Regions from separate parts of the Homo sapiens genome. Here region 1 is linked to region 2. The links are chromatin loops, found by intact Hi-C in ENCODE. Cell type or tissue: GM12878. All regions are shown on one strand. Each heading gives the region's core, and the rest is flanking DNA. Links, peaks and the distances in the headings are about the cores only.

Evidence for each region. Peaks named below come from ENCODE experiments on the same cell type or tissue, not always from the same donor. Only the 100,000 strongest peaks of a DNase experiment are listed, where the experiment ranks them.
Region 1: a loop joins it to region 2, with 3 times the contacts of the local background. A loop is called at or near these places in 1 of 110 quality-filtered maps.

Annotation. Positions count from the first base shown.
Region 1 is chr18:45,194,904-45,200,288 of GRCh38, reverse strand. It overlaps a transcript of SLC14A2 not described here. Among named protein-coding and RNA genes, the nearest start is that of MIR4319, 230 kb to the right of the region's middle. In GM12878, for the core only: no CTCF peak of the experiment used is centred there; a DNase peak (open chromatin) is centred at 2,598; H3K27ac peaks cover 1,210 bases.
Region 2 is chr18:44,797,253-44,802,637 of GRCh38, reverse strand. All of the region lies in intron 2 of SETBP1 (SET binding protein 1), which reads right to left. Among named protein-coding and RNA genes, the nearest start is that of SETBP1, 120 kb to the right of the region's middle. In GM12878, for the core only: no CTCF peak of the experiment used is centred there; a DNase peak (open chromatin) is centred at 2,466; H3K27ac peaks cover 2,360 bases.

The DNA.
Region 1 (5,385 bases), core at 146-5,145, 400 kb before region 2:
TACATATTGACCACAATTAGGTTGTGGCTTAGGCAAGCTTATTCCATTTTCTTGGGTTTAGTTTTCCTGTCTGAAAAACGAAGGGTACTTCCACAGCAGAGAAAAGTTCATGTATAATCTTTCCCCCAACTCCAAACACAAAGAATGTAATACATTTATTTATATTTTAAAATAAAAAACTGCACGAAGTATTAAGAAAAAAATTCAAGGATCCCCAAAGAAAGAAAACCTATAGATATAGGCAGAGGTTAAAGCCCCATGGCCACCAGGGAGTTGAGACTAGCTCCATATGTATGGTCCAGCTAGGGTTCTTTAATGGGGATATGTGGACTCCTGATCGGACACAGACTGCACTTCACAGAGATTGGAACATCCCCTCTTGCCTGCCCAAGGTGGCTTCTAGGAACATGGTTTTTCCAAAACCTACTGCCAAAGTCAAGATTCTCACATGATCGTGGTTCCCAGGCTATTGAAGGTATGAGCATTGAGAATGGAATTGCCACCTTTTTATGAAAGGAAGACTTCAGCTTAGCTGCTAATATAAGGAGTCCTATGAATCCAGACAACCCATACAACCAAGAGGTTTGAGGTGACATCAAATGGCTTTACAGGAAGGAGCACAAGAGAAAACTTCCTAAGAGAAGAGTGAAACCAAAGAAATGAGAGGTTCCTATTCAAGGAAATAGAAATAATGGGAAAATCTGAAAATAAGTTTTAAAATGAGTATCTGTGAAATCCTCAAAGAAATTATAGATGGAAGTGAGAAACTCAACAATGAGTTAAATACTAGGCTGACACAATTAATGAAATTGTAAAATGAAAAAAGAACTGAACAAATTTTCCAGGATGAAGACAGAAAACATGATTTAAAAAAAATGACAGAGAAATTAACAGACTTGGAGGCTGAGAAGCAACAATATCTGTCTGATAAGAATTTTAGAAGAAAAAAATACAAATAATTGGGAAGAGGGTCTAAAAGAGTTAGGTAATAACTAAAATTTTCTAAAATTAAAGACACAGGAGCCTTCAGATTAGAAAAGCCTAATGTGTACACACAGCAGAAGGAATAAAAATAAACCCACATATGGACATTGCAATGAAGACACCATAAAATCCATCAATCTGGTTGGCAGCTTATTTTTCACTAATAAAAGAACCTGGTGAAAGTGTTATGTGAAAATAATTGTGAATGTATAATTTTATGCCTTCAAGAGTAATTGTAAAATGGTAAGACATCTTCAGACATTTAAGGACTAAGTTTAATACTATCAGATTCTCACTGCAAAAACTACTGTAGGGTATAATTCATCAGAAAAAATTAAATCCAGAAGAAGTGGGAATCAAGAAAATTGGTGCACAAAGAAACTAGGTATTGTGATGATAAAAATACATAGGTGTTTACTGTAAATAATTGAGAAAATATGCTTCTCTTTATCTTTAAAACATGTTGGAATTACAATTCCAGACAACAGTAGCAAGAAAATTAGAGTGAGGAGATCTAAGGGATATGAGGTATACTAAGGTCTTCCTTGGTGCATTTTGTTAAAAAAATTAGTAACAGCACAGATATGTTAAAAATTTGAGGGCAACCACTAAAACAATAGAAATAAAATGCCTAACTTACAAAGCTGTGTAAGAGAGAAAAGAGCAAAGAGAGGAAATTATACTGTATCAATTCAAAAGAGACTGTTAATGAGGGAAATAGAGAAGTAAAGCAAAAGTATATAGAGAACACAAAATAACATGGTAGAAATAAATCCAAATGTACATGGGGGAAGCAAGCTACAGAATAAGACTTTGTATATAGCATCGATGCCTATTATGCAAAATTTTAAAATCCTTAATAATTATAATAGGAACACATCATAAATGTGACCAACTAGATGCAATGTTTTAAATAGACTGAAAGAATCAAACTCATCAAACTCATGATAGTGGTTGAGTATTGGGTGAGGGGTCCAGGTAAACTTTATCTATGTGTTCATGATTTGTGTATTAAAAAAGAGACAATATAGCAAAATATTCATGATTATTAATTAGGGGTGAAAGAAGCCCAGGTATTATTAAACTTTTCCTTGCATACCTTATGTTTTTCTATTTTTAACAAAATATATTTGGACAGGATTATCATTCTATGTCTAATAATTCATTAACTCCAAAGCACCCAGGTAGCTATAGGCAGAACCAGGGCTAAGACCAATGCTTCCTAATTTCACATCCATGTTTTTTCTCTTATTATACCAATATTCTAGATATTCTGGTTATAATCAGTATAACTTATATTCAGGATAACTTGGTCTGTATGTTATCTACTCCCTAGGGGCCTTTAGAAATGACTTTTGAAAGTTCCTACGAGCTTTAGATTTTCATTTTTCCTTCTACTCTCAATGCCTAGATTGGCACCAATTTACCCTGGAGAGGTTCTTGTGAGCCTTAATTGAGAACCACAAAAGATAGCAAGATCTTTAAGTGAGTAGCTCTGAATAATTTCCCCAAACAGATCACTGCGGAATTTCATTTTCAACATGAATGGTCACACTTCAAGCAATGAATGAGACGCATTGTTCAGGGGGAAATGACGCACTCAATTCTGTAGTGCTGCTCAAGAGTCCTGGTTTGACTTAGGAGTGCGTCAGCATTTTCATTATAAACCCATCAGTGGGATGTAAGTTCCCAGAGGCTGCCTCTGAAATCAATTTGCTGAGTCACTGCTGAGAAGGGTTGGTGGGATAGAACCCACAAGACTGTCACAAACACAAATTCAACTTCTTCCAGGATGTCTTCTCTGACTATACTGCTCTTCACCTTCACCTGTTTTTGACCCCGAATATCTTCCTTGTTTATAGAGCTGGATAGCTTGAATATTATTGACTGATACTGATAGGCTCTCACTTCTCTTACTGGGTCACACTTTTTCCTCATCAGTTGGACAAAATCTGAACATAGAAGGTCTTTTATGTATCATGCAGCTCTCTATAGAGCCAAGTTAATGTTGCATACCACAGGTTTTTGAGATAGAACAGGTGAATGAGAAAGGTAACCAGTAATCTAAAATATAATTATGTATTTAGATACAAAGAAAATTCTCTCTTCATGGTCCTAGACTAACTCCCAGCTTAAGAGACTTAGTTGGAATGCACAATAGGCTGTTTTTTTCTGGAGTGTGGACATGATGGAAGATAAATGTGTGTGGCACATCCAAATCTATGTCTAATGTCTTTTGACACTGAAGAGCCGCTACCTTTTTCCTCCGGATTTCTGAAGCCAGCACATCCTTCGTAGTGATCCCAACATTAGTCCAAGTCTACCTTAGAGATGTCTTCCCCATTGGCTAATTCGTTTTCTGTGCTGCTAAACTCCTTTTGTAGTTACAGTATGCTGCATGCAGCTTAGCTCTTGTTTATATGTTGTCTTGGTCTGTGAGTTATTTCAAGGATATTAGTTCTATTCGCCAAGTAAATGGAAAAGCCCTTTGAGAACAGCCCCTAGCTCCAGGTATGAAACACAGTTTGAGAAGTTTGCTGACAACCTGCAAGGCACTAGAGAATTAACTCTGTATTGATTGATTGCTGTTGAGGGAAGACACAAAATTCACTCTTCTGGCTTGGGCTTCCTTCAAAGTCACAGTTGGTGGGTTGAGTTGGGGCACAGAGCACCTTCAGATGGTCTATAATCATGCTTCCCCACTCTCCTACAAAGGCAGCTGTCTGTTTTAAGAAATATTCCTCAATATCACCTTGAGGTTGGCAAGCTCAAAGCAGATTTTGACTTAGAGAAAGAACCTCAGCAACAGCTGTAAACCTTACCTTACTGCATAATTTCTTTGGCCACTTCAGAGAATCACAGCTTCGCAGAGGGAAAGTCCTTTAGCTGAGCAGCTTCAAAATTCTTCAGCTGTGATCCACAATAAGAAACACCTTTTACATTGTGACCTAGTACATACATGCGATTGAATGAGAGAGAAAGAGAATGAGAATGAAAAAAAGTCTCAGCAAACTCGTAACTAATGTGGTGCACTTGATATTGTTAAATCAACTTTAGCATAAAACTGCCCCCTTACCTCTTTGAACTTCAGTGTAAATATTTCTGTGTACATACTGAATTATAACCTAAGTGGAAGTGTAAACAAACTGTAAACTATCTTTGTGCCAATCATTGAGTTTTGGACAATGAAAGGGGGCCAATTGTTCAAACAGTGTCCAAATAAGGCAAAAGCCGAACTGTAACCAATCTGGCTGTTTCTGTACTTCACTTCCATCTTCTGTATGTCAGTCTCCTTTTTCTGTCCATAAATCTTCTTCCACCACGTGGCTGTGCTGGAGTATCCCTGAGCCTACTCTGGCTTGGGAGGCTGCCCGATTCACGAATTTTTCTTTGCTCAATTAAACTCTGTTTGATTTGTCTCATATTTTTCTTTTAAAAATATTATATTACTAGATCCTGTCCTGCCCTATCCTATCCCATCTCATCCTATCCTATCCAATCCTACGCTATTCTATTATATTTTAAGAGATGTTGAATATGAGAAGCTACTTTGAATTCACGACTCTGATATAGAAGTTACTTTCCCCGCATGCCAGATAAGAATTTCTTGCTCCCAGCCAGGCGCAGTGGCTCACACCTGCAATCCCAGCACTATGGGAGGCCAAGGCGGGCAGTTCACGAGGTCAGGAGTTCAAGACCAGCCTGGCCAACATAAAGAAACCCCATCTCTACTAAAAATACAAAAATTAGCTGGGCATGGTAGCATGTGCCTGTAGTCCCAGCTACTCTGGAGGCTGAGGCAGAAGAATCGCTTGAACCTGGGAGGTGGAGGTTGTGGTGAGCCAAGATCGCACCACTGCACTCCAGCCTGGGCAACAGAGCAAGACTTAGTCTCAAAGAAAAAAAAAATTCTTATTCCCCAATCATTTGGTATCTGCTTCAACCTTTTTAGCAATCTTCTAACTGGTAAGAAATTCTTTAGCACATTTGATAAGGAACTGTTTCTCTGTAACTTCTGTACCCAGATGTTTTTTGGAGCATCTTTTGTCGTCCTGGATTGTGGCTAAGGCCAAAGTCTACACTCCTTATGAAACACTGTGGCCAGACACTCCCTTCAGGGCTTTCTGAGAGGACACAGATACTTCGTCCCTCATTATGCTACAGGCTCCTCTCTTTCTCCAGATCTAAATAGGAAGAGGCCAGAGTCAATAGTTTCAGTAAGGAGAGGACTGCAAGAAAAACTGAGACGTTTGCCTTTATGGAAGTGCGGTGAAAGAAGTTTCTTCTTTCTCTGCCCATTCACGCCTGAAGCCAGGTAAGGGAGATCTCCAAGAGTATTATTCAAAAAGATTTGGGAAAGTCTACAAGGTTGATATTAAAAGAAAAGAATCCCAGCACTTT
Region 2 (5,385 bases), core at 198-5,197:
TAAAGCAATCACATGGGTGGGACAAGGAATAGATACATGGGCTCAAGATGAATGCTGAGGAAGGAAGATACACCTGGAATCTAAGAAGTCTAGGAATATTTTTCAGAGGAAGACACTCCTTTCTTGAAGAATGAATGGGGTACTGACAAGGAAAGAGAGCATTCCAGTTGAATGAGATCAAATAAGCAAAGTTGTCGCTTATTCTTTGGTTGTATATAGTCAGACACTTTCGCAAAGCTAAAGTCCCCAATCCTGTGCCTTGACAAGTATCAGTGGGTCTTCATAATTGATTCCTGGAACAAAAGCCATCTGCACAAAGGTTCTTTCCAAGAATCAACCTACTTATCTATGAATCTTTCTTCCATGAAACCAGACTAGGAAAGGTGAGCAGAAACTATCATAGAAAATATTTGGATCCTCAGAAGAATGACTGTCTCTGTTTCAGAAAAAGATTCAGGGCCAGTGACATTGATGCAAAAAAAATGATGGAAGCACCAGCTCTGATCTGAACCTTGAAAAGGAGATTCCCTGGAGGACGGTGTATGCCAATTATTTCTGCCTGGCAGAGGAGAGCAAGAAAGGAGGCAAGTGCCAGGTGGGGTGAGAAATTTACTGTAGCCAGAGTTCACCTACAGGCTGTCTAATTCCTTTAACCTGGGCTGGACTGAAGGGCTGAGAAGAACATTCTCATTAGGGTATGAAATGGATCATTTCCAGTGGCCAGATGGTTCCCCATAAATACATTAATGACTTTATAGGCATGTCTGCTTGGAAAAGGAACAATTTAACTACCACAACGTAGGAAGTGCTCCTTTTGGATTCTGGGTAAACTAAATCAAAGACCAAGAAATTACAAAAAAAAAAAAAAAGTCTTTGTTAAATTACTCCCTTTCGCACACCTCATTCTTTTTATATGGCAAGCTCAATAAACAAGTGTAATATTTGTTTTCAAATTAAAAAAATAAAATTCATCTCAACCTTCAAAAGTCATTCAACCATGAATGGTCCCAATGTTGAGAAACACACACACAAATCCACACACATATGCAAACCTGTGCACATGCACACACATACTCCTCATTGGTAACAAAGTCAAGGCTTCTACTGCTGAGTATGGCTGTGTAGTGACAGTACTCATGTCACACTTCAACTGGATGACTTTCCAAAGGCAGTCATGTCCCTGTCAAGAAGTTCCTTTCTTCTACCTCGAAACAGATCCCAAACCTGTCTCATTCTCTGTCTAATGCCCCATCCTCAACCCTCACTCAAGCTACAAGAGTAGCTGCCTAGAACTTCCAGAAGGATCTCTTTACAAACAAATCTGATCTTGTCCTGCCCCTACTTAACCTTTTTTTTTTAAATACTTTAATTTCTAGGGTACATGTGCACAATGTGCAGGTTTGTTACATATGTATACATGTGCCATGTTGGTGTGCTGCACCCATTAACTCGTCATTTACATTAGGTATATCTCCTAATGCTATCCCTCCCCGCTCCTCCTACCCCACGACAGGCCCCGGTGTGTGATATTCCCCTTCCTATGTCCAAGTGTTCTCATTGTTCAATTCCCACCTATGAGTGAGAACATGCAGTGTTTGGTTTTTTGTCCTTATGGTAGTTTGCTGAGAATGATGGTTTGCAGCTTCATCCATGTCCCTACAAAGGACGTGAACTCATCCTTTTTTATGGCTGCATAGTATTCCATGGTGTATATGTGCCACATTTTCTTTATCCAGTCTATCATTGATGGACATTTGGGTTGGTTCCAAGCCTTTGCTATTGGCGAATAGTGCCGCAATAAACATACGTGTGCATGTGTCTTTTAATGGCACCCACTGCTTTTAAGCTAGGGACAGTAATTTTCTCTCCCGGTCAACAAGGATGGGGCAGGTACTCACTCCAGTCTCATTTCCCACTGTTTCTCATCAGTTCATTGGACCTACATGGATCTTCCAGTTCCTCAAAATTTCCTCAGCCATAACTACTCCCTCTTGGGGTCTTTTGGAAAAACGTCCTCATTGCTGGGCTGCTCTTCCCTTCTCCATTCACTGGCTCACTCCTGCTCACCCCTCTGCACAGATGCATCAGGAAAGCTTCCTGCCCTTCCCAGCACCACAGGTTTTCTTCAAAGTTCTTGCCATTTTGAAACTGTTTATTTACATTTTGATTGTCGGATCCGTGCTCGGAAGGCCACCAGGGTTGGTGTGAAGATCAAATCTGAGAATGGGGATAGATATCCTTCAAGAATTATAAACAGAATCCCAATATAAATCCCTGCTTTTTTCATTGCTGCTTCTAAAGGACTCCCAGCCCCCAAAAGAAAGTGAAAGCAGAAGCATCACTTACCCCAAACATCAAAAGGAAATGACATCCAAAGCAGGCATTTTTAAAATTTATGTTGGGCTAAGACGGTAGCCACCACAACTTGGTGAATAATTAGCCTTGAGGTCTCCTAGCATAAAATAAAAATCCACTTCCCTCAGGCCAGAGAAACCACTGACAACCACCAGCCTGAGTTTTGACAATTTCCCTGCCCATCACACACCTGGTTCCTAAGGTCCCAGTAGCCAAAGGGGAGTAAATATTAACTCTGGTAGGGAATGATTTGTCAGTCATGAACAGCTGTCCACAGTTTCCAAGGTACTGACCTGAAAAGGAGATGAAAGGAACAAAGACTGGGGTAGCTTCCACACTGGGCAGGACATCTTGCCCTTGCCTCTTGGTCTGCTATCTAGCCAGTGATGCTGATTTCTATACCTACACATTCAGGTTCCTTTACCCTTTGGTTTTAGCCAAGAAGGGGCACCAGCAGGAGATCACAAAAGGGAGGTGAGTGAGGTCAGAAGTATTGTTTTCCCAGCTTCCTCCATGCTGGGTCACCCCAGGCTAGCTGTGTCCTTAACCAAAGGCCACAGCTCCTATCAAGTATACCTCCAACAGAGCTTGCTTGTGCCCTCTTTTTAGCTCCGCATCCCCAGCAAACCTACACATTCTGAAACTGATCCTCCTTCTTCAAGCCTAGTGTGATCATGGTTCATCTGCGATATTACTATCCCTGTGATGCTGCAGCAATCTTTGTGGTTTCCCTACACCCAGCTCACAACCTGGAGGTAGAGAGACATCATTTCAATAAGCACACACATGCGCAAGAGTGCAGTTTTAGGAGATGAGTTTTAGGAGGTAAGGAATGTGTTTCTACGCATGCCTGCATTTCTGTGATCTGGGGTGGCTGCAGGATCTAATAGGCAAGGCTTCTCGGAAAAAAACCTATACTTGATCTGACTTCAGAACAAGGCCAAGTTTAGGTGGGGCATGCATAGGAGGCTAGTGGAGGGAACAGGAAAAATCCCAAGCAGAGAGAACAACCTATGGAAAGGCCCTGTCCACTCTTACACAAAGGTTCTCACCTGTCTATTAAAGCTATTATGGGGAACACACAGCCATTTTAAATGTCTACACAAATATAAGATGTTAATGACAGTCATAATTCTGTTCATAAAAATCCTCAAGCTTTGATTTTACTTCTCCAACACATAAAAGTTTCTTGTAGGCCAGATCTCGTCCACAGTGCCCACCACAATGGCTAATTAATATACAGCTGAAGTCCAATAAACACAAGCAAATAATTGATTGATTCACTGAGGAACCAAAGGATGGAAAAAATCCAGCAGAGGCCTAGCACTGCCTATCAGTGGAGGCAAGTGCATGAAATGTGGATGAGTTGACTTCAGGCTAAGTATGGGGCTGACCTTGGGCAAGTTACACTTACCTCTACATAATGTTTGTTCAGGTCTCAGGCTCCAAGATAGGAGATAAGCGAGAGTTATTTTGGTCTTTTGAATGCTTAGGAAAACAGCTGAGCTACACGTAAGTGACCTCCATTCCTAGGGCAATATGTTAAGTTCAGTCTCAGTGTGAGGTTTCCAGCTCCCCACAAATTAAAAACACAGCATCAGAGAAGAGTAGAGGTTTCCTTATAACCCAGAGATACCATTGTGGAAAGCCCCTGTTGCCGGAAAAATGATGACTTTCCTCATAAAGGGGAAGTGCTATTTTAGATTCAGCCACTTTGGTTTTTCTTTCCACCCTGGGGTATAAGTTTGATTCCTGGGTATCTTCCTATACCTCAAGGAGTTATAAAGAACCCAAGAAAAAGCCAAGTTAAGTCCACCTTCACTTAGGTGGAAGGATTTCATTGTTCCAGAAAGAAAAGATGGTCAGAGGGACATTTCCATTTCTGTAATTAACCTCAGTGTGGCCTTAGGGAGCCACCTTCCTTCTCTGGGGCCCAATTTTCTCATGAGTAAAATGAATGGCTTCCACTAAATGATCTATCTATGAGATCTTCAGATTTTATGATTTTTGAACACCATTTTTTTTGTTATGGTTTCAGCAACTATGTCTTGAAAGTCTACATGTTCTCAACATTATGTTATTTCTTGGGAGGGAACAGTCCATCCCTGCACCCAAGGATTCTTATTTTGTGATTATGGTCCTCCTAAGAGGGTCTATGAATCTCCAGATGTTGCATATAACACTTTGTGTCTCTGTGTATATTTCCTGGCCTAAAAGCATCCATAGCGTTTGGGTCCACAAATGGATCCTATATGCTTTTAGTAGAACAGGTGACTGCTTAGATGTCAGGGAATGTGTTCATAAGACACCAGCATCAAGAGCAAGCCCAACATGAATCCACCTGCCAAGCTCTATGACAACCTGGGTTATCTTCCGGAACAGGATGGCTCTGGATTTGAGATGAGATCAGAGAGGTGGACTGCTAAAGAGAAAGAGAGTTTGGGAAGTCAATGCAAAAGTATAATTGTGGGCAAAATATGCTGTGTTCTCAAGAAAAGAAAAAAAAAATCTCTAATTGCTGTGGGAATGAGCTCTCTCCATGGCGCACCTGGAGGTTCATGCACTTTCTGTTTTCTACCTGTCCTCCATTAACATCAGCCCCCAGAGTACTGGGTTCAAGGAAAGAGCAGGACTCTGTTTTGCAGCTGGGAGGTGGCGCAAGAGAGAGCTACCATTTTCGCCAAGAGAATTCTAAGAGATCCTGAACCTGCATCTGTGACTCAGCCTGGATGGGGCCACCTCTCACCAGGCTACACCAGGGGTAGGGACAGGGTAGTGGCTTGGTGCTTTTCATCATGGTTAACAGAGAATAAGTCATGACAGCTAGCAGTATCATATTGCTCTGCGATTAATGCAAAATACATGACATTCATTGATTTTAAGGTAAATTTAAAACATGTAATGACAGAGTGAAAGCTATGCCATACACAGTTACACATGCATGGGAGAAAAACATGTATAAATTGAAGCTTAGGAGTTATAACTTACACAGAAAGTGCTATTATTCAAAAATTTAAACATATGTGAGAC